Linked DNA regions of Homo sapiens: region 2 is linked to region 1. Evidence: chromatin loops called from intact Hi-C (ENCODE). Cell type or tissue: HepG2. All regions are shown on one strand. Links, peaks and the distances in the headings refer to the core of each region. The heading gives the core; the rest is flanking DNA. Region 1 overlaps DOCK3 (dedicator of cytokinesis 3). Region 2 overlaps DOCK3 (dedicator of cytokinesis 3).

Region 1 (16,579 bases), core at 3,036-11,035:
GATATACTGTTTTCATTGACTATTAAGACATAATTCTTCCCAATTTGATATATATATAATTTTTTTGAGACAGAGTCTTGCTCTGTTGCCCAGACTGGTGAGCAGTGGTGCGATCTCAGATCACTGCAATCTCCCTTTCCTGGGTTCAAGCAATTCTCCTGCCTCAGCCTCCTAAGTAGCTGGGATTACAGGCACCTGCCACCACGCCCGGTTAATTTTTATGTTTTTAGTAGAGATGGGGTTTCACTGTGTTGGCCAGGCTGCTCTCAAATTCCTGATCTCAAATGTTCCACCTGCCTTGGCCTCCCAAAGTGCTGGGATTACAGGCATAGCCACTGTGCCCGGCCCCCAATTTGATTTATAGAATCACTGCAATCCCAGTCAAAATCTCAGCAGGAATGTTATAGATATCGACATGCTGATTCTAAATTTATTTAAAAAAGGAAAAAGAATTAGATAGCTAACACAATACTGAAAAAAAAAGGACAAAACTGGAAGACAGACTCACACCATGTGGTTTTAAGACTAACTATAAAGCTACTATAATAAGATAGCGTGGTATTGATGAAAGAATAAACATACTGATCTACGGAAGGACTAGAGTCTAGAAAGAGATTCACACAAATATGGTCAATTGATTTTTTAAGTAGTTTTAAGTGACAATAATTATATCTATTTATAGAGTACAATATGATGTTTTGATATATGTATACATTGTGAAATGATTAAATCAAGCTAATTAACATATCTGTCACCTCACCTAATTTTTTTTTGCAATGAGAACATTTAAAGTCTACTCTTTTAGCAATTTTTAAATATACATTATTATTATTATTATTATTATTATTATTATTATTATTATTTTGTGATGGAGTCTCGCTCTGTTGCCTAGGCTGGAGTGCAGTGGTGCGATCTTGGCTCACTGCAACTTCCACCTCCCGGGTTCAAGTGATTCCCCTGCCTCAGCCTCCTGAGTATCTGGGACTACAGGCACGTGGCACCACGCCTGGCTAATTTTTGTACAATACATTATTATTAACTATAGTTACCACGTGGTGCAATAGCTCACTAAAGCTTACTCCTCCTAACTTTGAATACAAAGTTTCAAAGGTCTTTTTTCTTTTTCTTTTTTTTAAGCTTCTCCTTGTCCAAACCCATTTGTTTTTCTTTTTTTTTTTTGGCAATTGGTTTTTGACCAAGGCAGAAAGACAACTGAAGAAAGGATACTCTTTTCAACAAAAGATGCTGGAATAATTGGACATCTTGTTGCAAAATAAAAAAAAGAACCTGATCCATCCTTCATACCTTATACAGAAATCAACTCAAAATAGATCATAGATCTAAATTTAAAATGTAAAACTATAAAACTTCTAGAAGAAAAGACAGGAGAAAAATTTTTGTGGCCCTATGTTAAGAAAAAGTTCTTGGGGTATGACCCCAAAAGCATGATCTATAAAAGAAAAACATTGACAAACTGGACTTCATAAAAATTAAAAACTTTTGTTCTAAGAAAGATATTGTTTAGTAAATGAAAAGATAAGCTAAAGATTTGCAGAAAATATCTGTAAATCATATGCTCAACAAAGGACTTACATACAGAATATATAAAGAACCCTACAATTCAACAATAAGGAAAGCAGCAACTCAAATGAAAATGAACAAAAGCTTTGAACTCATTTTACCAAAGAAGCATAAAGATGGTATATAAGCATATGAAAAGATGCTCAACACCATTAGTCACTAGGGAAATAGAAATGAAAACCACAATGATATACAACTACACACCTATTAGAATGGCTAAAACAAACGAACAGATAATACTAAGTACTGGTTAGTATGCGGAGCAATCGATTATATACTGCTGCTGAGACTTCAAAATGGTATAGCTATTTTAGAAAAGAGTTTGAGAACCTCTTCGAAAGCTAATTACACACTTGTCACAAGGCCCAACAATCCTATTCCTAAGTATTCACTCAAGAAAAATGAAAGCTTATATGCATACAAAAACCTGTAAAGAAATGTTTTTAGTAGCTTTATTTATAATCCACAAAAGAGGAAATAACCCAAATGTCTTTCAAATGGTGAATGAATGAACTAAATACTACTCAGCATAGAAAAGCTACTGATACATGCAGTGACATGGATTAATTTCTCAAAGCATTATGCTAAGTGAAAGGGGCCAGTCTCAAAAGGCTGCACTTTGCTTGATTCCATTTATATGACAGTCTAGAAAAGGCACAACTATAGTGATGAAGAGCAGACCTATGGTTGCATTTGTTAAGAACAGGGGAAGGGTTTGACTACAAATAGACAGCAAGACTGAATTTTTAAGTATTCAAAAACTCTTGATTGTGGTAGTGGTTACACGACTATGCATTTGCCAAAACACATAGAACTGTAAATCAAGAAGAATACATTTTACTCTATGTAAATTTAAAAATAAATAAATATTTAAAAATTACTGTTTGCCTGGTCTACTTCTCACTGTTACAGTCACCTATTCTAAATAGACCACTGGTTCATCCCAGAATCACAGGCTCGGAAGGAGCTTAGTGGGGAACTGGTACAATTCCCAAGCCAATACAGAAAATTCCCCTAGAGGTTTCCTGGGAGCTTCTGCTTGAAGATCATCTGCCAAGAGAGAAAATCTCTATCTCCCAAAGCAGGCCTGCTTACAGTGGACAGTTTTTGCTGTTAGCAAGTTATTTATTTGATTAGCTAAAATTGGCTTCCTCATCATTAGCCCCTATTGGTCCTGGTACTATCCCCTGGAGCTACAGATATAAAGGCAGGGGCCATCTCCTACACTTAGTGGTGGCAAAAGAACTACACAGGAGGACAGCCTGAAGCCATTCAGTTGGAAGCCAAGGGGCCTGTATCTCCTGGACCAACCCCTCTGTGCAGTAGTCTATAAAATGCTGGGCTACCCTGAGCCATGAGAAGTCATCTGGTCTGGGCTGCAGCCCTAGAAATGCCTGGATTATACAGTGAAAATCCTCAGTAAAGGAATGACATCACACTCCCAGGGCCCTATCATGATTGAAACTGGGAGGCTACAGTCTCAATCATTCCTTGATCAGAAAGTTATAGTGATGTTCATTCTTTCCTGGCCTCATTATTTTCTGGCCTCTAACTTCATGGAGAAAATCCACAAATCAATTTTGGCCAGCAAGTAAGGGAAAACCCTTGAACAGGATTCAAATTAGCCAAACTACAGCCCATCCCCACTAGAATCATGGCTTGGTCATCTAGGCCACCTGCCTAAGCAGAAGGGATCCATTCCAGAGAATACCCCGAACACTGCCAGGTGTCTTACCTGTTTGAAGTTGCCATTTTTTCTCTGCTCCCAGTCCATCATGTCATGAAAGATGGGAATCATGATATTCCGTACTTCTGGCTGTGGGACCAGTGTCACACCCAGAAAAGGACCAATCATTCCCGGAATAAAGTGGATCTTATGTTCACCTGAAAAACAAAACCCAAATTAGTTTATGCCTGCTTTGCTCCTTCCATGGAAGATTCCCAAATGGGGCCACAACACATGCTACAATCCATACTGGAAGCTTCTGAGAGCAAAACAAGCTCTCCCCTATGGTTTTCTGAGGTACTCTCCCTCAACTTTTTAGAGTTTATGGATAAAGTTGGCCTAGCCCAGTGAAAGCAAATGCGCAACTGTCACAAAACTGCTTTTCCAAAGAATTTCCTGACAGTCCCACAAACTACCTGAAAATCTCTCTGAGATGAAGGAACAGAGTTTGCTACTCTAGACAGAATAGGTTTCTGAGTAACCTATGAGTGTCAGATGGTCTATTCACAGTGTTTATTTAACAAGAAAAACCCAATATTTCTGCTTAAATACAATGCACTCTCCTTGGAGTTTCTAGCTCTAGCCCAGAGACATTTAAGTGATGAGGATATCCAGTCCCTGGTCTAGCCACCAGACGTCTAATAAGTCCATGGATTTTTACACTGCCTATGTTCATGTATGCCAAAGAAGTCCTCCTCCTGAGCTAGCAGGAGTCTCCTGCACAGCCCTACCCTAAAAGGCTGGCTTAGAGATTCTCTCTTTACCCACCCTGAACTCCCTTTGTGTTCATATTGCATTTCTGATGGTGCCATTACACCTACTTGGCTCAGCTCAACCCTCAACTTCCTTAATGAAGCATTTCCATGGTAAGTGTGTGATGTGGGTTTCCCTCTCATTGGCGTGCCATCTAGGGTATGTTACCAGAAGCCAGAGACAGTCCTGTGGATGGTGGGATAGGATTTTTCTCTTCCTTGCAATGGTAAAACAGAGTGAACCATCTTTCAGAGCTCTGCTCTCAGTCCTTCAGAGACTATTGAGGAGATAAACTGTGGGTCTGTGCAATGAATGCTACGGCCAAGTAAAACCATTTCTTGGGGACCAGAGAATGTCATTTCCACCAAAAGAAATGAGGCAGAAAAGGCTTTATCAGGCAAATCTGGTATTAAAAAAAATTCTAAGAAGCAAATGTTTAGCCCTGAGGCTGGTTCAGCATATTCCAATTTTGGTACTTGGCACAGTAGCCAGTCTCTTGCATTCCTGGGAATTTCAGAGTCAACTTTGGGTTAAAATCCATTTCCAAACTGTGCTGGATACAGGGAACCAGAGTGTTGGAAAGTCTGATTGGGGAAATGCATCCCCACTCATGAATAGAAGGCCCTCTCGCCGGCAGAAATACTTCATATCCTACTTGCTGCCTCTAGGTTAGTGGTGGGGATGGTTAACAGAGGACTGGAGATTTTATGACCATCATTCCTACAGCTTCAGAACCATGAGCTCAGCTGAAAGCAGACTTCACTTGAAATAATAATAGTTCTCCAGCATCTTGACAGGCCACTCAGAACTCTACAATATCACAGGATGGCCCACTCAGTCACCAGGGCAACCCAGAAATTCTACCAAAAACACTGATCTGACAAATTTAGATTCAAAGCAGTGGCTATTTTCAAAGCATTCAAAGCAGAAGCTGTGCAAAGAAGGGAAGCCAAAACTGATCTCACCCAGAGGTTGCAGTTCTCTTCTTATATGTTACTCCATGCAACTGGTGTCAAGTATCTGATCTGGATGCATGAATACCAGAGATCCAATAAATGTTTCAATCTTTATTAAAATTAATAGCCACCTTTGCTCATGTACTGGGTATCTCAGATCTAAGCTTTTGAGCCTGCAACATCCAGACTGGGAAGTGAAGAGCATGGAGGATCTTATAGGAATGGGTTCTCAAATTGGAAAAAACTACTACAGCCCTCCTTTTCTTTTTTTTCTTTTGACTTTAGTTCCTAAAAAAAGGGATTTGGCATATGTATTACTGAGGTCTTATTTCTCAGACAAACTCTCCTTGCCAAGGGCTTTATGCACATGTGCTACACCATCCATCTGAGGTGTTATGTGAAAGATATGTAAGGATCTCTTGGGCCTGAATTAACATTCATAAAGCCTGGGAGATGTTATTAGTCTTGCTACTTTCTATTTGGCTATGCAATATATAGAAGGGAAGAATAGGGAGAAAAAACCTACCCAAATTCTGCCACATGCTGAACAGTTCATAGGCCATCATTACACGCATGTCCCCATACCTAAGAATAGTAACACAGGAGCCAACCGTTAGTGGGAGAAGGTTCAGGAGGATAGGGCTGCAAACCCATGAGGCCAGGACTTCAGCACTGTTTGTTTCTAATGCTTCCCAATGCGCTAAGCCTTTGGGCTCTCGACTGAACTCCCACACTTGGGCCCCTGGGAAACCACCCAGCTGAGAACCTTGTGGACCTCTGAAAGAACTCTCAACGAAACATAGCCCTATTTGGCCAAGTGGTAAGGAGATGAATATAAGACGTTTATCTTACTTATCTAGAATCTTCTTCCTTTTGGCTGAGGTGATAATTTCTAGCTGAAGGCTTGGCTGATTTATGAATAGAACTGCCAGGCTAAAGTAAGAATTCCACACCTAGACAGACAGAGAAAGAGAAAATGTGACAGTCTAAGAACTTAATCTTGTAGGGAGCGTTACTAAATACATGCATGTAGCATAGAACCCATTTTACAATCTTAAGATCCTCATTTTTTTTCCCTTTTAAATATCTTTGCAAACAAGAATTTTTCTTTTTTTCCCCCTTAACTCCTTCTGAAGCCAATTGTGTTGATTCTGGACTAGAAAGCATACTCATGGAGTTTGGCTACCAACACTTCCAACAGGGGTATCCCAGGTCATATTCTAATCATCATCAGGCTTGGAAGCTGTTTGATACTATGAATCTATTAATAAAGCAAAAAACAAGTGAGCTTGGTTTTGGCTTTCTAAGGTTATTGCAATAATAGTGATGGATATTTCAGGAGTGCCTACCTTAAAGTCAAAGTCAGTCTCTGTGAAATTCTTGTGCAGTGCAGAGGACAGGTACTGGACAGTAGTGACTATAATACTGCAGTAAGGAAACAAGGCATTGGCAGAATTAAAAGACTAACAATGGCATCTGATGGCTTGGTATCAGCTGTCTATAGCCTGTGTGCAAACTTCTTGAGTACAATTTGTTCCCATGTAAGATGTGACTATAAAGGAAAGAGAAAATGGTACAAACTCTATAGAAAAAATCTCTACAGAAAACCAGTCTTGGAGAAATGCCCCACAGTTGGCAGGACAGCACAGGACATCAGTGGGTTCTAGACCTAGTTCTGTCATTACCTGGCCTTCATACTTCTCTCTGGGTCTCATTTTCCCTGCCTATAAAAGGTGGTAGGAGATCGATGGTTCTTTAAGGTTTCTCCCAGTTCAGAGTAGTTCTAGTATTTTGGGGATCTCTGGGTAATCAAGAGATATTATGATCACTTTGTAGGATTTAGAACATAATTTTATTATTATACTGGATAACAGGGGTTTATATAGTTAATAAATCTTTGCTTTTGTCATATACTATTATTTTCATCTATGTGTCATTTGAATTCAGCTCTTTTGGTCTAGCTTGAGTAATCACTCTCAATCTCAGCCTGGGCACATAGAAGGGACAATGGGAGGCTGTCCTGCTGGAACAAGAGAGTGAAGTGGAGAGGAAGTCTAGTGGGACAGTACGTTTCATTACATAGGGCCTTGGCTACCTGGCAAAGAGACTTACATCTAACAGTGGCCACCTCTGCTTAGATGCAGAAGAACATGACAAAAACAGTGCATTAGAAAGACTAGTCCACCACTAGAGGGGGTGAAAAATTTAAAGGGTCAAAGCTTTGAAAGAAAAAGCTGCTCTTGCAGGACAAGCTGGGGAGCCTGAAGTGCTCTGAATGGAGCTAAGAGATAGAAACAAGAAAGATTCAAATGGAAAAGTCACTATTTGAGGAAGTATCTGTGCAACTTTGTTTACAATCATCCTTCTATTCTTTATAAAACATTTGTATTTTGGAAAAAGTTACAGTGCTTATAAAAGGTGTAAAGTGGAAAGACCATGCTAGTATCTTGCTAATATATCTAACAGACACTTTCACTGTATTTTATATGTCAATATAAAAGGCAGATCAGTGGGAGGAGGCAATGGGCTAGAGTGTGGAGGCCAAGTAGCCTTCTGCTGAATAGAGAGAGACCAGATGAGCCAGCCCCTTACCACATGCATCATTTGTCTGGTTTGCCAGGAGGAAGCACAAGCTAGAAATATAAATGAGGCAGTCAGGTTAGGATTATCTTTAGAGTAAATTCTATGTCAGTAATCAGAAGTGGTCAGAGCCTTGCAGCCAGGTCTCAGGTGGATAACTGGCACTGTCTATGGGAGGCAAGCACTGCCTGGTAGACAACACAATTCAAACTGAGAAGAAGGCTTGGGATAATGCCCAAACCTATAGGGCAGCAGAGGCCAGTGGGCCACTGAGCAGGCCTTCCTCAAGGAAGAACCCTTCTCTGGATATTATATTTCACATCCTGAAAATTTTCTTCTCTATCCTTACTGTGCCATCATCTACTAAGCACAAAAATGTTTTTCTCATTTGCCCTCTCCTCTCTGTTCCCATGGCCCTGGCCTTTATTTGTCTTGCTCATGTGCTCCCTCTCTGAAATACACATACTCTTCTTAGTCTGAGAACAGCTCAGTGATGCTGATACAGAGCCCTTCCATACTTACTTGCTTGTGAGCAGTCTCATTACCATCCAGTCCCGAGGGAAGACACTCATCTTCATCAGGTTCCGGAACACGCAAAAAATCTTCAGCAGAAATTCCTGACAGCAGAGGAAAGCTGATGTGAGACACCACCACCACAATATGCATCTCCTCAATAGGCCACTCCTGGCCGCCACTAGATCATGACAATGGGTGGGACCAGTGAGTTAGATCTGGTTCTCTCTGTGAGTTGTTTCTCTCTTAGAGGGCTACATGAGAGTGAGTTCTGGGTACTCTCACAGGCCAGATGGAAGCAGACCCAAACTGGGCAGAACAGAGGTAGCTCTATACCCACAGTGCCCAAAGCAGCTCTATACCCACTTTATACCCACAAAGCCCAAAGCATGGGACAGACTAAGGTCTAGCCAAACTGGTGTCCGACTGAGTCCATGGGCTTCATTTTCTGGGGCATGGCCCCTGAGCGTTTGATTGTAAGAACATGCTTTTTTGGATATTAAGAACACGATGATGGGAGAGGTACTTTAGGAATGGCAGAGTAAAGACCTCTGAAAATCTGCTTGTCCATGAAAGCAATGGGGTGGCTAATACTGGTTAACCAAAGGCTTGTGACAATCCAAGAAATGTTTACTCAAGAAAAATGGATGAGTCCCATGTACGCTCTGTAAGAAACAAAGAGCTCTCGCTCTCGCTCTCGCTCTCGCTCTCGCTCTCCCTCTCCCTCTCCCTCTCCCCACGGTCTCCCTCTCCCTCTCTTTCCATGGTCTCCCTCTGATGCCGAGCCGAAGCTGGACTGTACTGCTGCCATCTCGGCTCACTGCAACCTCCCTGCCTGATTCTCCTGCCTCAGCCTGCCGAGTGCCTGCGATTGCAGGCGCGCGCCGCCACGCCTGACTGGTTTTCGTATTTTTTTGGTGGAGACGGGGTTTCGCTGGGTTGGCCGGGCTGGTCTCCAGCTCCTAACCGCAAGTGATCCGCCAGCCTCGGCCTCCTGAGGTGCCGGGATTGCAGACGGAGTCTCGTTCACTCAGTGCTCAATGGTGCCCAGGCTGGAGTGCAGTGGCGTGATCTCGGCTTGCTACAACCTCTACCTCCCAGCTGCCTGCCTTGGCCTCCCAAAGTGCCGAGATTGCAGCCTCTGCCCGGCCGCCACCCCGTCTGGGAAGTGAGGAGCGTCTCTGCCTGGCTGCCCATTGTCTGGGATGTGAGGAGCCCCTCTGCCTGGCTGCGCAGTCTGGAAAGTGAGGAGCGTCTCTGCCCGCCCGCCATCCCATCTAGGAAGTGAGAAGCGTCTCTGCCCGGCCACCCATCGTCTGAGATGTGGGGAGCGCCTCTGCCCCGCCGCCCCGTCTGGGATGTGAGGAGCACCTCTGCCCGGCCGCGACCCCGTCTGGGAGGTGAGGAGCGTCTCTGCCCGGCCGCCCCGTCTGAGAAGTGAGGAGACCCTCCGCCCGGCAGCCGCCCCGTCTGAGAAGTGAGGAGCCCCTCCGCCCGGCAGCCGCCCCGTCTGAGAAGTGAGGAGCCCCTCCGCCCGGCAGCTGCCCCTACTGGGAAGTGAGGAGCCCCTCTGCCCGGCCACCACCCCGTCTGGGAGGTGTACCCAACAGCTCATTGAGAACGGGCCATGATGACAATGGCGGTTTTGTGGAATAGAAAAGGGGGAAAGGTGGGGAAAAGATTGAGAAATGGGATGGTTGCTGTGTCTGTGTAGAAAGAAGTAGACGTGGGAGACTTTTCATTTTGTTCTGTACTAAGAAAAATTCTTCTGCCTTGGGATCCTGTTGATCTATGACCTTACCCCCAACCCTGTGCTCTCTGAAACATGTGCTGTGTCCACTCAGGGTTAAATGGATTAAGGGCGGTGCAAGATGTGCTTTGTTAAACAGATGCTTGAAGGCAGCATGCTCGTTAAGAGTCATCACCACTCCCTAATCTCAAGTACTCAGGGACACAAACACTGCGGAAGGCCGCAGGGTCCTCTGCCTAGGAAAACCAGAGACCTTTGTTCACTTGTTTATCTGCTGACCTTCCCTCCACTATTGTCCTATGACCCTGCCAAATCCCCCTCTGCGAGAAACACCCAAGAATGATCAATAAAAAAAAAAAAAAAGAAAAATGGATGAATAATAACAATGAGTTTTGTTGCATTTTTAACTTGCACTATTCCCTTCCCCTCCCACCTCCACAGTAGCCTTAAAAACAAGCTGCTGTAGAATCATGAAAGTCATGAAAACCAGAGCCTAGCAGCCATTAGAAGGGACAGAATGGTTTTGGAACTCCTACAAAAAGTCCTGACCCCCCAGAATTGTTATTATTTGACCTGCTTGGCAGCTTCCTGGAAAAACTCCATTCATAGGGCTTGTCTTAATTTAACCTGACTCAGAGCTCACTCAGTGAGGAAAACTCTATACCCAAGGCATTTGTTGGAGAGAAAAAAAAAACAAAAAAAAAAACCCATATAATTTAACATCCCAGCTGCATGAAGCAGCCATGTCATTTCGGGCAAACCAGAGAATGGCTAAAAAAAAAAAATTATAAGGAAAATCTGAGGAATGAAATATCCATAGGGGGCCTTGAAAAGCTCTGACATATTCCTGGGAATCTAGAAGGCCACACATGAGTGCAGGGCTGTGCACATTCCTAGGGAAGGCCTGAGAAGGCCTAATCTCTCACCTGTGCTGACCTTGAGGCTCTGGGCAAGCAGGAAGTGAAGGCTATGGCTGAACTGAAAAGTGCTGGAGCAATGACAGTGAGCCCCAACACATACACATAAAAAAAACACTTTACAAAATGCGGAGAGTTATTGATTTAAGGCATTTAAGAAAATATCTGTTCAGTTATTAGCTGATCATTAACTAACTGCATGGAGACTTTAGTGACTGCATATAGTTAAAAAATACAGATATTAAAGAATGGGTCCAGGCATGGTGGCTCACATCTGTAATCCTAGTGCTTTGGGAGGCTGAGGCAACAGGATCACTTGAGGCCAGGAGTTTGGAACCAGCTTGGGAAACATAGCAAGATCCCCATCTTTACAAAAAATTAAAAAATTAGCTGCATGTGGTGGTGCATGCCTGTAATCCAAGCTACTCAGCAGGTTGAAGTGGGAGGATTTCTTGAGTCCAGGCAAGGTTGTAGTGAGCTCTGATCACATCACTGTACTACAGCCTGAGCAATACAGCAAGACCCTGTCTAAAAAAACCCCAAAAAGCAATGAGTCCAATAATGTCACTAAAAAAAGAAACAAGCATCATCAACAACATAAAGCAATAAAAAGCAACAATAACAAGCCCTGGGGATGTGGGGAAGGGATCTGATTTCCAGAGTTGCCAAATTAATTAAAATGTCCAGTTTTCAACAAAATATTATAAGATATAAAAAAATAGGAAAGTATGGCCCATACACGGGCAAAAAGAAGTAAATAAAAACTTTTCCTGAGGTAGCTCAAACATTGGACTTGCTTGGAAAATACTTTAAACAAAGAAATGAAGGAAATCACACTTAAAGAATTAAAGGAAAGTGTAAGAACAATGACTCACCAAATAGAGGATGCCAACAAAAAGGGTAGAAATTACTTAAAGTACACCGAATATAAATTCTAGGATTGAAGAATACAATAACTGAAATGAAAAATTCACTAAAGGGGCTCAGCAGCAGATCTGAGCTAGCAGAAGAATCAGCAAATTTGAAGCCAAGTTAACTGAGATTATCTCAAGTAGGAAAAACAAAAAGAAAAAAGAATGAAGACAAATGAACAGAGCCTCAGATACCTGTGGGGCATCATTAAGGGTATAAACACACACACAGTGGTAGTGCCAGAAGGAAAAGAGAAAGAGAAATGGGAAGAAATAATGGGCAAAAACTTTCCAAAATTGATGAAAAAATCTTTACACAGCCAAGAAGCTCAACAAACTCTACAGGGGATAAAATCAAAGAGATTCGCATAGAGCCACATTAGAATCAAAAGTGTCAAAAGCCAAAAATAAAGAGAATCTTGAAAGCAACAAGAGAAAAACAACAAACAACCCTCAATAATATGAAAAGGTGACATCATCAGATATAGTGGAGGCCAGAAGGCAGACAGCAGAAATATTCAAAGTCTGAAATGAAAGACCATCAACAAAGAATCCTACAGCCAGCAAAACTACCATTCAAAACTAAAGAAACTGCAAAGCACAGTGGCTCATGTCTGTAATCCTAGCACTTTGAGAGGCTGAGATGGGAGGATTGCTTGAGCCCAGGAACTTGATACTAGCCTGAGCAACATAGCGAGACCCCATCTCTACAACAATAAATTTAAAAAAAAAAAGAAAAAAAAAAAGAAAAACTAGCTGGTGTGGTGGTGTGCACATGTAGTCCCAATGACTTGGGAGGCTGAGGTGGGAGAATCGCTTGAGCCTGGGAAGACTGTGGTGGCAGTGAGCTATGATTGTGCCACAGCACCCCAGCCTGTGTGACGGGGCAAGACCCTGTCTCAAAAAAAAAAAAAAAAAAAAAAGAAGAAGAAATCAAGACATTCTCAGATAAAAACAGAGAGAATTTTCTATTTGTAGACCTGCCCTATAATAAAAACACACACACACACACACACACACACGCGCACACACACACACACAGACACACACACACTGAGGGAATTAAAATGGCATACTAAATACATTTAACACAAAAGAAGGCAGTAATGGAGGAACAAAGGAACAAAGTTGGCATAAGACCTATATAAAGCACATAGCAAAATGGCAGGTGTAAAACCTACCAATTACCTTTATTGGCAGTTACAGTAAACATAAATGAATTAAACACTCCAACTAAAAGACGGAGTTGGGAAAAATTAATTTAAAAATATGATCCAACTATATCTACAAGGTACACACTTTAGATTCAAATGTACAAATACATTGAAAGTAAAAGAATGGAAAAATATATACCATGAAAATAGTACCCAAACGAGAACTGGTATGGCTATATTAACATCAGACAATATAGACATTAAGACAAAAATTTTTGTTAGAGACAAAGAAGGATATTTTTATAATGATAAAGGGGTCAGTTATGTCTGGAAGTCGTAATTATAAACATATATGCAACCTAAAAGCACAGCCTCAAAATATATAATGCAAAAACTGACAGAATGGAAAGTAATAGTAGACAATTCAATAATAGTTGAAGACTTTGATATACCACTAACAGTCAGAACAACTAGACAGAAGATCAGCAAAGAAATAAAAAACTTGAGCAATATTATAAACTATCTAGCTCTAACACACGTCTATAGAACACTCCATCTAACAACAAAATACACACGTTTTCCTCAAATGCACATAGAAGGAAAAATATGTGCATTCCCTTCTCTAGGACAGATCATATGTTAGGCCATAAGAAAGTCCCAATAAATTTAAAAGAAGTAAAATCAGAGGGGTGAGGATGGCCAGCTAGAAACAGCTGCAGTTGGAGGGTCCCACAGAGAAGAACCAAAACGGTGAGTGAACCCTGCAGTGGCAACCAAGGTATCTAGGTTCTCTCACTGGGACTGACTAGGTGGTTGGCATGACCCACGGAAAGTGAGGAAAAGCAGGGTGGTGCGATGGCTCACCTGGGAGCCACATGGGGTAAGGGGGCCCCCCACCACCAGCCAAGGGAGGCAGTGAGGGATCGTGCTACCCAGACTGGGAAACCATGCTTTTTCCACAGATCTGTGCAACCCATAGATCAGGAGATCCTACTTGTGGGCCTACGCCACCAGGACCTTGGATCCCAAGCACACAGCTGTGCAGATTCTCAGCGGCCACTCAGCTGGAGGCTAAGACAACTGAGTTCCCCCCAAGTGAGGGTTGGCAGCCATCACTGCAGCTGCCTGCTGTCTATGACAACTGAGCAGGGGAGGAGGGGGAGGGGAGGTCATCATCCTGAGCGGGAGGGGAGGTCATCATCACTATAGCTGCCTGCTGCCTAAGACTAATGAGCTTCCCAGGAGAGGGGCAGCAGGCATCACTATGGCTGCCTGCTGCCTAAGATGATTAGCTCACTGGGAGAGGGGCAGCAGCCATCACTGTAGCTCCAGTCTTCAGTTTTTCCCCTGCTGGTGCTGGGGAAACTGGACGGTTTGGATCCAAACTGCCACACTGGCTGTGGCAGACTGTGGCCAGGCTGCCACTTTAGGTCGGACCCTGACCCATTCTTCTTCAGTGGGTGGGGCCTCCCTGCAGGAATTTTAGCAACTTCAGCCAGGGGTTTAGGGACAGAACTTTGATCTCCCTGGGACTGAGGGGCTGCGGAGACCTGCGGCTATGGTGTCCGCAGATCAGCAGACTTAGTCTTTCCCCCTGCTAGCTCTGAGGAATCCAGGCAGCCCAGACAAGTGGGATTCCCCCCAGCACAGCACACCCCCTCTGCCAAGGGGCAGCCAGAGTGCTTCATTAAGTGGGTCCCAGATTCCGTGCCCCCTGACTGGGTCAGACCCTCCAATAAGGGTTGCCAGACACCTTATATAGGAGCATTCCTGCTGGCATCAGGTCAGTGCCTCTCAGGGACAGAGATCTCAGAGGAAGAAGCAGGCAGCTATCTTTGCTGTTCTGTAGCCTCCTCAGGTGACACCTCTGGGTGTGGGAGGGACCCAGGTGAATAGGGTCTGGAGTGAACCCTCGGCAAACCAGAGCAGCCCTACAAAAAGGGGCTTAATTGTTGAAAGAAAAACAAACAGAAAGCAACAACAACAGCATCAACAAAAAAGTCCCCACAAAAACCCTATCCAAAGGTCAGCAGCCTCAAAGATTGACGCTAGACAAACTCATGAAGATGAGAAAGAATCAGTGAAAAAACACTGAAAACTCAAAAAGGCAGAATGTCTCTTCTCCTCCAAATGATTGCAATACCTCTCCAGCAAGGGCAAAGAACTGGGCAGAGGCTGAGATGAATGAATTGACAGAAGTAGGCTTCAGAAGGTGCGTAATAACAAACTTCTCTGAGCTAAAGGAGCATGTTCTAACTCAATGCAAAGAAGCTAAGAACCATGATAAAACATTACAGGAGCTGTTAACCAGAAGAGCCAGTTTAGAGAGGAACATAAATTACCTCACAGAGCTGAAAATACAACATGAGAACTTCACAGTGTAAACACAAGTATCAATAACCGAACAGACCAAGCAGAGAAAATAATTTCAGAGCTTGAAGACTATCTTGCTGAAATAAGGCAAGACAAGATTAGAGAAAAAAAAAAATGAAAAGGAACAAACAAAAGCTATGAGAATATGTAAAAAGACTGAACCTACGACTGATGGGGGTACCTGAATGAGACAGGGAGAACAGAACCAAGATGAAAAACATACTTCAGGATATCACCCAGGAGAACTTCCCCAACCTAATAAGAGAGGCCAACATTCAAATTCAGGAAATCCAGAGAACCCCAGTAAGATACTCCACAAGAAGATCAACCCCAAGACACATAATCATCAGATTCTCCAAGGTTGAAATGAAGGAAAAAATGTTAAGGGCAGCCAGACAGAAAGGCCAGGTCACCTACAAAGGGAAGCCCATCAGACTAACAGCAGACCTTTCAGCAGAAACCCTATAAGCCAGAAGAGATTGGGGGCCAATATTCAACATTCTTAAAGAAAAGAATTTCCAGCCCAGAGTTTCATATCTGGCCAAACGAAGCTTCATAAGTGAAGGAGAAATAAAATCCTTTTCAGACAACCAAATGAGGAGGGAATTTGTCACCACCAGGCCTGCCTTGCAAGAACTCCTGAAGGAAGCACCAAATATGGAAAGGAAAACATTACTAGTCACTGCAAAAAAAAAAGTACAAAGGCCAATGACACTATGAAGCAACTACATCAACAAGTCTGCAAAATAATCAGCTAGCATCATAACAGAATCAAATTCACACATAACAATATTAACCATAAATGTAAATAGGCTAAATGCCCTAATTAAAAGACACAGAATGGCAAACTGTATAAAGAGTCAAGACCCATTGGTGTGCTGTATTCGAGAGACCCATCTCATGTGCAAAGATACACGTAGGCTCAAAATAAAGGGATGGAGAAAAATTTACCGAGCAAATGGAAAGCAGAAAAAAGCAGGGGTTGCAATCCTAGTTTCTGACAAAACAGACTTTAAACCAACAAAGACAAAAAAAGATAAAGAAGGGCATTACACAGTGGTAAAGGGATCAATGCAACAAGAAGGGCTATCCTAAATATATATGCATCCAATACAGAAGCACCCAGATTGATAAAACAAGTTGTTAAAGACCTATAGAGAGACTTAGACTCCCACACACAATAATAGTGGGAGACTTTAACACTCCACTGTCAATATTAGACAGATCACTGAGACAGAAAATTAATAAGGATATTCACAGGATTTGAACTCTGCTCTGGATCACATGGACCTGGTATCTACAGAACTCTCCACCCAAAAACAACAGAATATACATTCTTCTTGGCACCACATGGCACTTACTCTA
Region 2 (16,579 bases), core at 3,507-11,506, 210 kb after region 1:
AGCATGGCAAAACCCTGTCTCTACTAGAAACATAAAATTAGCCAGGCATGTGCCTGTAATCCCAGCTACTTGGGAGGCTGAGGAGAACTGCTTGAACCCAGGAGGTGGAGGTTGCAGTGAGCCAAGATCATGACACTGCACTCCAGCCTGGACAACACAGCAAGACTCTGTCTCAAAAAAAAAAAAAAAGAATGTTGAATATTGGCCCTCAATCTCTTCTGGCTTGTAGGGTTTCTGTTGAGAGGTCCACTATTTGTTTGATGGGCTTCCCTTTGTAGGTGAGCTGTCCTTTCTCTCTAGCTGCCTGTAATATTTTTTCTTTCATTTCAACCTTGAAGAATATGATGACTTACATGTACTGGGGATGATCCTCTTGTGAAGTATTTTCTGGGAGTTTTCTGCATTTCCTGAATTTGAATGTTGGCCCTCTAGCTAGGTTGGGAAGTTCTCATGGATGATATAATGAAATACGTTTTCCAAGTTCTTTCCATTTTCCCGATCTCTTTCAGGGATGCCAGTGAGTTGCAGATTCAATCTCTTGATAATCCTATATTTATCGGAAGTTTTGTTTGTTCCTTTTCATTCTTTTTTTCTTTATTCTTGTCTGTCTTATTTCAGAAAGCCAGTCTTCAAGCTCTGAGATTCTCTCCTCAGCTTGGTCTATTCTGCTGTTAATACTTCTTCTAGAGTGTTTTTCAGCTCTATCAGATTGGTTATGTTCTTTTCTATACTGGCTATTTCGTCTGTCAGCTCCTGTATTGTTTTACTGTGATTCTTAGCTTCCTTAGATTGTGTTTCAACGTTCTTCTGAATCTCAATGATCTTCATTCCTATTCATATTCTGAATTCTATTTCTGTCATTTCAGCCATCTCAGCCCAGTTAAGAACCCTTGTTGGAGAACTGTTGCAATTGTTTGGAGGAAAGAAGATACTCTGGCTTTCTGAGTTGTCAGAGTTCTTGCACTGGTTCTTTCTCATCTTTGTGGGCTAATATTCCTTCAATATTTGAACCTGCTATCCTTTGGATGGTTTTTTTTTCCCTTTTATACTACTTAATGACCTTGGGGGTTTGATTGTGATATAAGATGGGTTCAGTCAACTAGCTTCATTACTGGAAGATTTTAGGAGACCAAGGCTCAGCTCAGGACTTCTATAATGTCTGGTTTCACTCTGGAAACTGATATCAAGCTTGGCTTTGAAATCTGGCTTGAGATTAGGAATCTGCTGCACTGGAGGGGTCAAGGTGCTCTGGGACTGCTGGTCACAACACTCTGCTGGGTGGTGCCAACCAAAGTACTTCATATGGTGGTGGCAGCGGGATCTTGTTTTCATGTGCCAATGGCAGCGGCAATGCAGTGGGGAGCACACTTGTCTGCTGGGGCAGGGTGCTAGTGGGTACTGAGGTGCCAGCTTCCATTCAAGCATTTGAAGTATGGCTGGGGGGGGCACCCCCTCCTATTAGTGACTATGCTCACATTTGCACAATGGTGGTGTTAGCACGGGGGCAGGGTACTGGTGGGAGCAGGACTGTGTGTATCCACTGTATGCGTTGATGCCGGCAGCAGTGGCTGCTCAGGGCTAGGGGCAAGTCCACTATTTTCCATGCCTAGTTTTATGCCAGCACCCCTGGTGCAGGGGCAAGGCACTGGTGAGGAAAGGAGCCCACCAACATTCTGAAAACAATGGCGGTGTGGCAGGGGGAAGCAAGGGCAAGGACACTCATGTAGGCAGGTGTGGCATGGCAGGGTGCACGCACACACACACATGCCTGCAAAGTGATATAGAGAGCGGCCATGGTGACGTGTGTGCAGGCAAAGTGGCATGGGGAGGCTGCAGTGGAGGAAGGGTGTGGGTGGGCTGCAGCCTGTCAGTGGGGGCTGCTATGCTGGAGCTCTCTGCCGACCAAGCGTGGCCTGCCAGTGCAGGAGCTATGATGTGGGTACCCACAAATTACCTGAGGGCTGCACTGATGCAGGCACAGCCAGGCTGGGGCCCTGGGAGAGGCTAGCCAACTGAGGGGTGCTCAGGTCTGACCCGGCTCTATCTCATGGGCCAGATCACCTTGCAGAGTTCAGGTCAGACAGTTCCTCTAGGGGCTAAAGTCTCCTATTGGAGCAAGTGAAGCCTAGCGGGAGAGGCATCTCTGGCCATGCTCCACTACAGATGCTCCCACACCAAACCCTCTGGGCTCCACCCTGACCAGAGTTCTGCCCCTACTACTTCTCTAAGCAGCTTTCCCTGTCAACATAAGTGTCTGTGGTGGTTGAGGGATCTCTCCCTGCCAGGATTTGTGGGGCCTGTGGCAAGAGCAGATTGTTCCTTGTCTGTTCAACTCACCCCCTCTGCAGGAGTTGCTGAAGGTCAGGAATGAATCCTGGTGCATGGTAGCCCCATGCAGAATTCCCAGCTTCTTCCCCCTTCAATCCAGCCTCTATGTCTTCCCTCCATTTGCTTGCAATGTCTTCCCTCTGAAGATGTGCTAGGAGTGCAACCATCTTCCCAATGTCGGGATGTCAGTGGGAAATGTTCTTCTGGCTCCATCTAATTGGCCATCTTGGAGCAGGAGTCTGTGTCTGGCTTCTTTCACACAACATAATGCTTTCAAGATTCATTCATGTTGCTGTATCAATACTTCATTCTTTATGGTTAAGTAGTATTCCATTATATATAGATACAATGTATGTATATAGATACAATTATTTATCAATTCTCCTGTTGATATGTGATTTGTTTCCAATTTTTGGCTATGATGAACAAAGCTTCAATGAACATTCTTGTTTGTCTTTTTTATGGGCACATGTCTTGTTTCTCTTGGGTATACACCTAGGAGCAGAACTGCTGAAACAGAGTAGGCATATGCTTAACTTTATTAGAAACTATTTAAACTTCAGACCCAACCTCTGCACATTATCTGTGCACTATGAGATCCTCACCATTGGAGGGATGATTTGATATTTAAAGATGACTATGCCAGGCCCCTCCTTAAAATTCAATCATGTTCTTTATCATCTTCTTTATACATAAGGCCCAAGACCCTTAGTTGGCACAGAACACTCTTTTCCCTCATCTCTGATTTCACCATTCATACTATAACAACATCAAATGCTTGTGGTGCTTCCTGCCACTGCTTATTTCCCAAGTCTTTATTCACACTCTCTCCTTTGCTTGGAATACCTTCTGCCCCTCACTGCAAAGATTAGTAGGAGTACTCATGCTTTCCCATTATCTCTTCCAGAAAACTTTTCCTAACCCTCAGGAATAAATGGGAAATTCTCATTAGCTAGGTGCGGTGGTGTACACCCGTAGTCCCGCTACTCAGGAGGCTGGGGTTGGAGGATTACTTGAGCCTAGGAGGTTAACGCTGCAATGAGCTGTGATTCTACCACTTCACTCCAGCCTGGGAGACAGAGCAAGACCCTGTCTCAAAAATATTAAAAACATTTTAAAAATTAAAAAAGTAATGGGAAATCCTCCTAGACGTTCTGACAATACCCTGAGCAACTCTTCATTGTTGTTTATATATTTTTCTCAGATTATAAGTGTTTACTAAAGTAAATCTGGGAATTACTTAAAAGCAAAAGCAGAAAGCTATAATTGTCCACAATCCCACTAAAATTGTTCACTCAGAGGCAATCATAATCACTGTTAACATTTTCATATAAAGCCATTTTACTGCTGCCACTGGTCCAAACCCAATCTCTCCTGATATTATTATATTAAGTCTCCCAACTGGTCTTGTTTTTGCCTGCATTTCCCACAATTCACTGTCAACATGGCTACTACAGTGAACAGGTTAAAACCCAAGTCAGAACATGTCCCTCTTCCCCTCAGAAACCTTCAATGGTCCCCATTTCACTTAAAGTAAAATCCAAAGCATTTACAATAGCCTTCAAAACCCCACAGTTCTCTACCACTCCCTCGCCAAGGCCAGACATTTGTTTCTCTGACTTCACGGTCTACTTTGTCCTATGTCCTTGTTCGTTTTGTTCCAATGACACTGGTATCCTTGCTGTCCTCAGGCTCATGCTTCTGCCTGAGAGCTTCTGAAGTTGCTGTGGTTCCCTGTACATGGAAACTTCTTTTCCAAAATATTCACCTGATTGTTGCCCCAATTCTTTTAGGTCTTTACTCAATTGTCATCCTCTGAGTAAAACTCCCTCCTCATTTATCCTATCAAAAATTTCCCCTATCCCATGTTCTAGCTCCCTTCTCTGCTTTATTTTTCTAATACATATAATATCTGTATATAAATAATTGAACATGTCGCATATTTTACTTACTCATCCTGTTTTTTGTCTGCTTCTCCCTCATCCCCCATTATGGGTAGAAATATTGCTGTCTAGCTCCCTAGTATATCCCCAGGACATTAGAACAGGGCTCATCCCATTGTGTAGTTGGATAAGTGAATATCCTCCCAGTTTTTTTTCTCCTTGAGCACAAACATAGCTCAGGAAGCTCACAGAGTCCAACTTGGCCAAAGAAATGTATCCTTCCTTTGTACACATAAGGCAATAGATTTATATTAAGTCCTTGAAGGCAGAGGTATTTTACTAGTTTTCACTGATATCTGGGACTTAGAATAGGACCTGGCACATTGTAGGCACTAAATAGAGTCAACCTGCTTTAAGCATTTGGAGAATTGTTTTGAACCTTCTATGAGACTATTGCACATGGCTTAAGTATCTTGGGAGTAGCTTATCAATTTTTTGAGGGTAGATTTATTAGAAATGACAGAAAGTAATTCAGGGCTAAGTTTGGTAAAGGTAGATAATCAAGAAAGGTAAAATGATTTTTGTTGAATAAACAGGACGACAATAAGGCTCATTTTCCTGTGCCATTTATAAACTAGCTTTGCTTTCACTTTTTGAGATGCTAGAATTTATCTCTTCTGTTCTATTCCCTTTTTTGTGCATGAGCATGTCACCTACTTTGCTCTGTAGTCTCATTGTAGCACAGGCTCTCATTGTAGCACAGCTCTTGGGCCTGCACCACCATTGGTTTAGTACATCTGCTATATATTTCTCTCCATTCTATGTCTTGGGGTGCTGAAATATTTATATTTTCCATTAGAGCCCCTTGAAAGAAAAAGATATCGTTTTATATATTTAGGTTCAAAACTTAATAGCAACAAGCAGGTAGACATTTAATAAAGAGTTTTACAATTTTGATTTGAAGAGTCCATATAAAGTGTATTGTGGCTTTCCTGCAGTGGGAGGGGAATAGTAGTTTTAATGACAATTGAGTTCAAGGTAAACAACTGGCAGAATCTATTTCCAAGGGAGTCTCTGTTCTAAATGTGCTCAGAGGGAAACATATTTGGAGCATTCCTTCTCAGAAACCAGCAGCCATATCTCTAGATGCCATTAGAAGTTTACACATCAACAAAATATTTTCCCTTTTCTAACCAAGAACTGATTTTTAAAAACTCATAATTGTATATATTTTATATTTGAAATTCTAAATTTCTATTTTTCTCTCATACCATTTAACCTTTTCTAATGAGTCATAATTATTGGACTCCTGGTTCCCATGCACTGCAAAGGAGCCATCTCGTCTCAGGGCTTCCTTTTGTTTGTGCTATTTCTACAACACTATTTCTTCTGTTCTTTTGTAGCTGATTTCTAGTTACCCTAACAACAGCCACACAGCTTACTCCATGGACAGCAAGTATACATATATGTCACTCAATTTTCCATTCTCTCTCATGAGTCTCCAGACTTTGTTTTTAAACATCATTTAGCACATTCCTCAAAATATAAACCCTGATATACTGATCCAGACTTTGTTTTTAAACACCATTTAGCACATTCCTCAAAATACAAATCCTGACATACTGATTGATTTGCTGACAGAATCCAGTACCTTGTGTTCTTCACTTCCATGTGAAGATTAAAATATCCAGTTTTTAAAATCTTGCTCTGTCTTGAGATGATCTTTAATAAATCCTGATCTACAGCCAGGCAGATATTTTACATTGCTTTGTAAATGTAAAAGTAGAGAAAATAATCCTCAGTTTATGAATAAATGCTCTGGCTCTGACAGAAACACCTCCGGTCACTAGAAGTCTGTGTCCAGAGACCCTCAATGATTGTAACTCCAAAGACACCAGCCACAGGCCTTACAGTTGAGCTGTTTCTCCAAGTACCACGTTTTCAGATAAACACAAATTAGTTAAAATTTCCCCAGCTAAATATATTTTAATGACAACAAAACTTTTTAAAAGAAGTTCAAGAAAGGTAACAAACTTCAAGCTTGTATTTTCTTTGATTCCTTCATATTTTCCTTTATCCCCAACTCTGGAAAAGCTTTAGTGGTACTTTGCAAATGTGAGATTTAGCCAAGTGGATGCTGGGATCAGAGGGGAAGTGACTGTCTGTTTAAATCATGCTTTCTGTGAGCCTGGCTTTGAGGCAGGAGTAGAAATGGGAGAAAGCCTAGAATGCCTTAATCTGAATTCAGCTGGATTCTACACGAAGCCTTTTTTGCAACTATAGATTTAATGCTGGAACTCCATCTTGAGAGTTTATAATAAGTCATTTGTTCATTTGATAAATGTTACCAGCTCATAGCAGGCTCTGTAACATTTTTGCTTACATTAGTAATATTCTAAGGAAAAGGAACAGAGGGAGGAATTAGTGTGTACATATTATGGCTATTTTCTAGTTTTCACTGTAAGTTGAAAAACATCTTCAAAAGTTTACCACCACTTTGTTCACAATGGAGTATCATTCTACCACAAGTTATCTATTTTCCTTTTCAGCATCCTGATGATCTCTACCGCCTTGCAATTTTCTAAGAAAGACTAAGCCGAGGCCGGGCGCGGTGGCTCACGCCTGTAATCCCAGAACTTTGGGAGGCCGAGGCAGGTGGATCATGAGGTCAGGAGATCGAGACCATCCTGGCTAACAAGGTGAAACCCTGTCTCTACTAAAAATACAAAAAATTAGCCGGGCGCGGTGGCGGGCGCCTGTAGTCCCAGCTACTCGGGAGGCTGAGGCAGGAGAATGGCGTGAACCCGGGAAGCGGAGCTTGCAGTGAGCCGAGATTGCGCCACTGCAGTCCGCAGTCCGGCCTGGGCGACAGAGTGAGACTCCGTCTCAAAAAAAAAAAAAAAAAAGAAAGACTAAGCCGAGCATGGTAGCTCATGCCCATAATCCCAGCATTTTGGGAGGCAGAGGTGGGAGAATCGCTTGAGGCCAAGAGTTCGAGATCAGTCTGGGCAACATAGCAAGATGTCATCTCTACAAAAAAAAAAAAATTTTTTTTTAATTAGCCAGGCGTGGTGGCGTGCACCTGTAGTCCAAGCTATTCAGCAGGCTGAGGCAGGAGAATCACTTGAGCCCAGGAAACTGAGGCTGCAGTGAGCCATGATTGTGCCATTGTACTCCAGCCTGAGCAACAGGGCAAGATCCTATCTCAAAAAAAAAAAAAAGATAAATTAAATTTAGCTATTGCTTTGTTGAAGTAACTAATTTTTCTGGTTATCCCATAACTTTGGATTTTATCCTGGACCTTGTAAATGTTACATTGTAGAGAATCTGAATTCTGCTATATTCTGAAGAGAATTAGTATTTTTGTTTTAATGGTGAATTAACTTGATTAGACTTAATCTATAATCTCCATTTCTCCTGTGGTGGGTCAAATCACAGTTTTCTTTTAGCCTTTGTTGCTAGCTGCTTTGCGTCTGCCTTGGATACGCATGGTTCAGAGGTGAGCCAGTGACATGGGTAGAGCTCATACATAGAATTTGAGATTCCCATTTCCTGCTCTCTTCTCTCCAGAACTCCCTCTGGTGGCCATACTTGCCCCAGGTTCCATCTCTTGGTTCCTCAGGCTAAAAATATGGCAGGCTTTCTAATGGAGTTTCAGACACTCTATACTATGCTAGGACTACAGCTCACTTTCAGATCAAAACCACAAAAAACAGAAAATTCACCTCATGTTGATCTTTTTCTCCAACTTTTTACTGCCTTACAATATCTGCCTGCTTTATTCATTTGGCAGCACCGTCAGGTAGTTTTTGGATTTTGCTCAGTGTTAACTGTAGGAGGGCCAGACTGTCAGGGGCTTACTCCACCATACCAGAAACAAAATAAGCACAGCTTTACCTTTAGAAGATAGCCAGAATCCAAGCCACCATCGTCTGTCATCTGGTCACTGTAAAGGCTTTCTTTCTTTCTTTATCTAGTTTTTTTTATTTATCCTTAAGTAAATAAGGGTGACATGGCTGCCAGTAATTTGATCCCTTGGCTCCACCTCATTAATTTAGAAATCATTTAGAGATCAAAGGATGAGAGGATGGGACAAATTAAGTCTCTTCCCTGGAAGGTAGCCCCACAGTAGGTGTACCTTCTCAGTAAGGCCTACCCTGACAATCTTATTTAGCACAGCAAATCTCCCTTATGCTTTACTTTTTCTATTCCATAACACTTATCCCTTCAAATATGATACAATTTACTTATTTCTATTTACTGTCTGTCCCTACTATGTAAGCTTCATGAGAACATGGATTTTTGTGTGTTTTATCCACTGCCATATTACTAGAGCCTATAACAGCACAAGCACATAGCAGGTGTAAAAATAAACATTTGGTGCATAAATAAATGACTTTACCAAACACTGTAACTTCTACCTCTGATCTCACTTAATTCTCCACATTCCTCTCCTCACAGAGGATTTTTTTGATATGTGAGACGCATCAGTCATTCTGCTCTACTTTGTCCTACGTATTTTTAGGCAGAGAAGAAGTCAAATTTCTTGTAAACAATGTGAAACTTTCTAAAGAACCTGATCTTTTCTTTCACTGTTGTTATCCAGACTCTGTAGGATGATACATTAAAAATTTTCCACAGCCTAACAGTTAGACTCAGAACATAATGAAGGATGGCATATACAGAACAGCAGTTTCTGATCTTATTTTCAGATGAAAAAGGCAGGTTTAACCACAGGCCAAAGTATATATCTAAAGTAAAAGTTTCACTGTGTCTATCTCTCAAAAGACTTTCACTTTAATGCTTCCGAGTAAGAGCTGATGTGTTGGGCATATATGTAGAAGCATGTCAAGACAGTCTGACCACTAGTATGAAATATATTTAGCTTTAAACCCTATTTGAATTCATTCTGTCTATATTTTCAGTTTTGAGTTATGCAACAAAATATACTGATGAAAAACTTAGCAGGGCAACAGGATTATAAAGTTTCACTTAAACATCCATTTGTTGGCCTCCTCATCCATAGGGCACAGAAATCATTAGCTTTCTTTGTGGATGTGTGAGAAAGAGAAAGAAAAAGAGAGAATACTATTAATTTCTCTAGCCCCTCGTAATTTTTAGGGAATTTAAGTATACTGACAATGACAGACCAGAGAGCAGGGTAGAAAAAGAAAGTGATGTTAACAGTTACCAGAGACAAGGTACCAGCTCCTCTCTTATTTCTGCTGGAACTCACAGAAAATCTTTGCGAAAATGTTGGTTAGTGAGCTGGAGTCTATGTCCTGGACCAAGTTAAGACAGGCTAGACTATACGATGGGGCCTAGGGTCGAAGGACCAAGACTAAATTGCAGGTCTATTAGTGGACTGCCTAAATCCTGCAGATAAGCTCTAGCTGCATTACATACATAACCTCTTTTGCAGAGGGAAACAAAATTGTTTGCTTTAATAAAAAAGTGCTCGCCCATCATTTTAAAATAAAATTTATCTCCAGGGTCCCCTAAGATTTTCACAGAGGCAGATTATCTCATTTGGGTAGAATGCTTGACTCTCAGGGAGAGCCCTCTATTTCAATTATAGAAGCAACTGATTTTCAAGAAAAAGTTTAGTTTATGCAAGGTATCCTGAATGCTGAAAAAACTCCAAGAGAGTAAGAATGGGACTTTGGGCCAGGCACAGTGGCTCACACCTGTAATCCCAACATTTTGGGAGGCCAAGGCAGGCAGATCACGAGGTCAGGAGTTCAAGATTAGCCTGGCAAACATGGTGAAACCCCATTTCTAATAAAAATACAAAAATTAGATGGGCATGGTGGTGGGCACCTGTAATCCCAGCTGCTCGGGAGGCTGAGGCAGGAGAACAGCTTGAAACCGGAAGGCGGATGTTACAGTGAGCTGAGATCGCATCACTGCACTCCAGTCTGGGCAAAAGAGCAAAACTCCGATCGGTGGCTGGCAAGATGGTCAAATAGGAACAGATCTGGTCTGCAGCTCCCAGCGAGATCAACGCAGAAGGCAGATGATTTCTGCATTTCCAATTGAGGTACCCAGCTCATCTCATTGGGGCTGGTTAGACAGTGGGTATAGCCCATGGAGGGTGAGCTGAAGCAGGGTTGGGCATTGGCTCACCAGGGAAGCACAAGGAGTCAGGGAACTCCCTCCCCTAGCCAAGGAAAGCCGTGAGGGACTGTGCCATGAGGGACAGTGCACTCTGGCCCAGATACTACGCTTTCCCCACGGTCTTCGCAACTCATAGACCAGGAGATTCCCTCAGGTGCCTACGCCACCAGGGCCCTGGATTTCAAGCACAAAACTAGGCGGCCGTTTGGGCAGACACCAAGCTAGCTGCAGGAGTTTTATTTTCATACCCCAGTGGCGCCTGGAGCGCCAGTGAGGTGAGACAGAACCGTTCACTCTCCTGGAAAGGGGACTGAAGCCAGGGAGCCAAGTGGTCTAGCTCAGCAGATCCCACCCCCATGGAGCCCTGGAAGCTAAGATTCACAGACTTGAAATTCTCGCTACCAGCAGAGCACTCTGAATTCAACCTGGGATGCTGGAGCTTGGTAAGGGGAGGGCCAGCCACCATTACTGAGGCTTGAGTAGACAGTTTTCCTGTCACAATGTAAACAAAGCCACCTGGAAGTTCGAACTGGGTGGAGCCCACTGCGCTCCTCAAAGCCTCTGTAGCCAGACTGCCTCTCTAGATTCCTCCACTCTGGGAAGGGCATCTATGAAAGAAACTCAGCAACCCCAGTCAGGGCCTTACAGAACAAACTCCCATCTCCCTGGGACAGAGCACCTGGGGGAAGGGGTGGCTGTGGGCACAGCTTCAGCAGACTTAAATGCTCCTGCCTGTGAATCTGAAGACAGCAACGGATCTCCCAACACAGCGCTTGAGCTCTGCTGAGGGACAGACTGTCTCCTCAAGTGGGTCCCTGATCCCTGTGCCTCCTGACTGGGAGACACCTCCCAGCAGGGGTCGACAGACACCTCATACAGGAGAGCTCTGGCTGGCATCTGGTGGGTGCCCCTCTGGGACGAAGCTTCCAGAGGAAGGAACATTGCTGTTCTGCAGCTTCCGCTGGTGATACCCAGGCAAACAGGGTCTAGAAAGGACCTCCTGCAAACTCCAGCAGACCTGGAAAGCTAACAAACAGAAAGAAATAGCATCAACGTCAACAAAAAGGATGTCCACACAGAAACCCTATCCGGAGGTCACCAACATCAAAGATCAAAGGTAGATAAATCCACGAAGATGAGGAAAACCCAGTGCAAAAAGGCTGAAAATTCCAAAAACCGGAACGCCTCTTCTCCAAAGGATCACAACTCCTCACCAGCAAGGCAACAAAACTGGATAGAGAATGAGTTTGGTGAATTGACAGAAGTAGGCTTCAGAAGGTGGGTAATAACAAACTCCTCCAAGCTAAAGGAGCATGTTCTAACCCAATGCAAGGAAGCTAAGAACCTTGAAAAAGATTAGAGGAATTGCTAACTACAATAACCAGTTTAGAGAAGAACATAAATGACCTGATGGGGCAGAAAAACACAGCACAGCTTCACTTCGTGAAGCATACACAAGTATCAATAGCCGAATTGATCAAGTGGAAGAAAGGATATCAGAGACTGAAGATCAACTTAATGAAATAAAGTGTGAAGAAAAGATTAGAGAAAAAAAAAAGAAAAGAAAAGGAATGAACAAAAGCCTCCAAGAAATATGGGACTATGTGAAAAAACCAAACCTATGTTTGATTGGTGTACCTGAAAGTGACGGGGAGAATGGAACCAAGTTGGAAAACACTCTTCAGGATATTATGCAGGAGAACTTCCCCAACCTAGTAAGAAAGGCCAACATTCAAATTCAGGAAATATAGAGAACACCACAAAGATACTCCTTGAGAAGAGCAACCCCAAGACACAAGAGCAACCCCAAGACACATAATCGTCAGATTCACCAAGGTTGAGATGAAGAAAAAAATGTTAAAGGCAACCAGAGGAAAAGGTCGGGTTACCCACAAAGGGAAGCCCATCAGACTAACAGTGGATCTCTCTGCAGAAGCTTTACAAGCCAGAGAGCGTGGGGGCCAATAGTCAACATTCTTTTTTTTTTTTTTTTGCCAGAGAGCATGGGGGCCAATAGTCAACATTCTTTTTTTTTTTTTTTTTTTTTTTTTGCTAACCTTATTTATGTCACTTAAGGATTGACATTTGAAAAGAATGAGAGAATGAAGGGTGTTAGTTTAATGAGCATGAAATGTTTTATATGCTGTTATAAGAATTGAGAGAGCTTTTGAGTATTACCTTTCTCCACTAAAAGTTGGGTAAGATGGGGTGAAAAGCTTTAAAACAAATAACAGGTAAAATTAGATAAAGTAATCTGTATAACCAGAAGATAAAGATCAAATGTAAATGTTAAAAGGGCTGCATTTTGCACTAGACAATGCAAATTCCACCATCAAGTTGGTATTAAGAAACTGGGAGATTCTGGATTCTGGTGTTGTCAGTTCCAGGCTTTTTTAATACCCCAAGGAGGGCTGTGGTTGAAGCTCTAGTCAACATTCTTAAAGAATTTTCAACCCAGAATTTTATATCCAGCCACACTAAGCTTCATAAGCAAAAGAGAAATAAAATCCTTTACAGACAAGCAATTGCTGAGAGATTTTGTCACCACCAAGCCTGCCTTACAAGGGCTCCTGAAGGAAGCACTAAATATGGAAAGGAAAAACCAGTATCAGCCACTGCAAAAACATACCAAATTGTAAAGACCATCCACACTATGAAGAAACTGTATCAACGAATGGGCAAAATAACCAGCTAGCATCATAATGACAGGATCAAATTCACACATAACAATGTTAACCTTAAATGTAAACAGGCTAAATGATCCAATTAAAAGACACAGACTGGTAAATTGGATAAAGAGTCAAGACCCAGCAGGAGACCATTCTCACATGCAAAGACACACATAGGCTCAAAAGAAAGGTATGGAGCAATATTTACCAAGCAAATAGAAAGTAAAAAAAAAAAAAAGCAGGAGTTGAAATCCTAGTCTCTTATAAAACAGACTTTAAGCCAACAAAGATCAAAAAAGACAAAGAAGGGCATTACATAATGGTAAAGGGATCAATACAACAAGAAGAGCTAACTATCCTAAATATATATGCACCCAATACAGGAGCACCCAGATTCATAAAGCAAGTTCTTAGAGACCTACAAAGAGACTTAGACTCCCACACAATAATAGTGGGAGATATCTAAAATCTATGCCCTAACATCACAATTAAAAGAACTAGTAAAGCAAGACCAAGCAAATTCAAAACCAAGCAGAAGACAAGAAATAACTAAGATCAGGACAGAATTGAAGGAGATAGAGACACAAAAAACTCTTCAAAAAAATCAATGAATCCAGGAGTTCATTTTTTTGTAAAGATCAACAAAATAGACCTCTAGCCAGACTAATAAAGAAGAAAAGAGAAAAGTGAAATAGACACAATAAAAAATGATAAAGGGGATATCACCACTTATTGCACAAAAATACAAACTACCATCAGAGAATACTATAAATATCTCTACACAAATAAACTAGGAAAATATAGAAAAAATGGATAAATTCCTGGACACACACCTCCCAAGACTAAACCCAGAAGAAGTCGAATCCCTAAACAGACCAACAACAAGTTCTGAAATGGAGGCAGTAATTAGTAGCCTACCAACCAAAATAAGCCCAGGACCAGAGAGATTCACAGCCGAATTCTACCACAGACACAAAGAGGAGCTGGTACCATTCCTTTTGAAACTATTCCAATAAACAGAAAAAGAGGGAATCATCCCTAAGTCATTTTATGAGGCCAGCATCATCCTGATACCAAAACCTGGCAGAGACACAACAAAAAAAGAAAATTTCGGGCCAATATCCCTGATGAACATCGATGCAAAAATCTTCAATAAAATACTGGCAAAACCAACTCCAGCAGCATATCAAAAAGCTTATCCACCATGATCAAGTTGGCTTCATCCCTGGGAGGCAAGGCTGGTTCAACATATGCATATCAATAAACGTAATCCATCACATAAACAGAACCAATGACAAAAACCACATGTTTATCTCAATAGATGCAGAAAAGGCCTTCGATAAAATTAAACACTGCTTCATGCTAAAAACTCTGAACAAACTAGGTATTGATGTAACATATCTCAAAATAGTAAGAGCTATTTATGACAAACCCAGAGCCAGTATCATACTGAATGGGCAAAAGCTGGAAGCATTCCCTTTGAAAACTGGCACAAGACAAGGATGCCCTCTCACCACTCCTATTCAACATAGTATTAGAAGTTCTGGCCAGGGCAATCAGGCAAGAGAAAGAAATAAAGGAAAGAGAGGAAGTCAAATTGTCTCTGTTTGCAGATGACATGATTGTAAATTTAGAAAACCCCATCGTCTCAGCCCAAAATCTCCTTAAGCTGATAAGTAACTTCAGCAAAGTCTCAGGATACAAAATCAATGTGCAAACATCACAAGCATTCCTATACACCAATAATAGATGAGCAGAGAGCAAAATCACGAGTGAACTCCAATTCACAATTGCTACAAAGACAATAAAATACCTAGGAATACAACTTACAAGGGATGTGAAGGACCTCTGCATGGAGAACTACAAACCACTGCTCAAGGAAATCAGAGAGGACACAAACAAATGGAAAAACATTCCATTTGCTCATGGATGGGAAGAATCAATATAATGAAAATGGCCATACTGCCTGAAGTAATTTATAGATTCAATGCTATCCCCATCAAGCTACTACTGACTTTCTTCACAGAATTAGAAAAAACTACTTTAAATTTCATATGGAACCAAAAAAGAGCCTGCATAGCCAAGACAATCCTAAGCAAAAAGAACCAAGCCAGAGGCATCATGCTCTCTGACTTCAAACTATACTACAAGGCTACGGTAACCAAAACATCGTGTTACTGGTACCAAAACGGATATATAGGCCAATGGAACAGAAGAGAGGCCTCAGAAATAACACCACACATCTACAACCATTTGATCTTTGACAAACTTAACACAAACAAGCAATGGGGAAATGATTCCCTATTTAATAAATGGTGTCGGGAAAACTGGCTAGCCATATGCAGAAAACTGCAACGGAACCCGTTCCTTACACCTTATACAAAAATTAACTCAAGATGGATTAAATTGCTGCCTGTTCTTTCGTCTGGAAGCTTCGTCCCAGAGGGGCAACTGCCAGATGCCAGCCAGAGCTCTCTTGTATAAGGTGTCTGTAGGCCCTTACTGGGAGGTGTCTCCCAGTCAGGATATATGGGGGTCAGGGACCCACTTGAGGAGGCAGTCTGACCCTTAGCAGAGCTCAAACGCTGTGCTAGGAGGTCCGCTGCTCTCTTCAGAGCCATCAGGCAGGGAAACTAAAGTCTGCTGAAGCTGCGCCCACAGCTGCTCCTTCCCCCAGGTGCTCTGTCCCAGGGAGATGGGGGTTTTATCTATAAGTCCCTGACTGGGGCTGCTGCCTTTTTTTCAGAGATGCCCTGCCCAGAGAGGAGAAATCTGGCAGTCTGGCCACAGCAGCCTTACTGAGCTGCAGTGGGCTCCGCCCAGTTCAAACTTCCCAGCGGCTTTGTTTACACCGTGAGCATAAAACCACCTACTCAAGCCTCAGTAATGGCAGATGTCCCTCCCCCAACCAAGCTCGAGCATCCCAGGTCGATCTCAGTCTGCTGCTGTGCTGGCAGTGAGAATTTCAAGCCAGTGAATCTTTTAGTTTGCTGGGCTCCATGGGGGTGGGACCTGCCAAACCAGACCACTTGGCTTCCTGGCTTCAGCACCCCTTTCCAGAGGAGTGAACAGTTCTGTATCACTGGCGTTCCAGGTGCCAATGGGTTATGGAGAAAAACAAACTCCTGCAGCTAGTTTGGTGCCTGCTCAAACAGCTACCCAGTTTTGTGCTTGAAACCCAGGTCTCTGATGTGTTAGGCACCAGAGGGAATCTCCTGGTCTGCGGGTTGCAAAGACCATGGGACAAGCGCACTATCTGGGCCAGAGTGCACAGTTCGTCAGGCTCAGTACCTCATGGCTCCCCTTGGGTAGGGGAGAAAATTCCCCAACCCCTTGCACTTCCCAGGTGAGGCAATGCGCCACCCTGCTTCGGCTTGCCCTCCATGGGCTGCACCCACTGTCCAACCAGTCCCAGTGAGATGAACCGGGTACCTCGGCTGAAATGCAGAAATCACCCGCCTTCTGCATCAATCTTGCTGGGAGCTGCAGACCAGAGCTGTTCCTATTCAGCCATCTTGCCAACAATCCATCTTTTTTTTTTTTTTTTTTTTGAGACCAAGTCTCACACTGTCAGCTGGGCTA

The links. A loop is a pair of places that touch in the nucleus more often than their neighbours do. Peaks named below come from ENCODE experiments on the same cell type or tissue, not always from the same donor. Only the 100,000 strongest peaks of a DNase experiment are listed, where the experiment ranks them.
Region 2: it touches region 1 in a loop (21-fold over the local background); 3 of 110 quality-filtered maps call a loop at or near these places.

What each region holds. Positions count from the first base shown.
Region 1 is chr3:51,301,866-51,318,444 of GRCh38, reverse strand. It overlaps DOCK3 (dedicator of cytokinesis 3), which reads right to left. Exons shown (of 53, transcript NM_004947.5): 28 at 8,119-8,213; 29 at 6,366-6,441; 30 at 5,869-5,969; 31 at 5,543-5,601; 32 at 3,317-3,465. Among named protein-coding and RNA genes, the nearest start is that of MANF, 75 kb to the left of the region's middle. In HepG2, for the core only: a CTCF peak has its summit at 7,205; a DNase peak (open chromatin) is centred at 7,214.
Region 2 is chr3:51,091,652-51,108,230 of GRCh38, reverse strand. All of the region lies in intron 9 of DOCK3 (dedicator of cytokinesis 3), which reads right to left. Among named protein-coding and RNA genes, the nearest start is that of MANF, 290 kb to the left of the region's middle. In HepG2, for the core only: a CTCF peak has its summit at 7,792 (motif pointing left); a DNase peak (open chromatin) is centred at 7,780.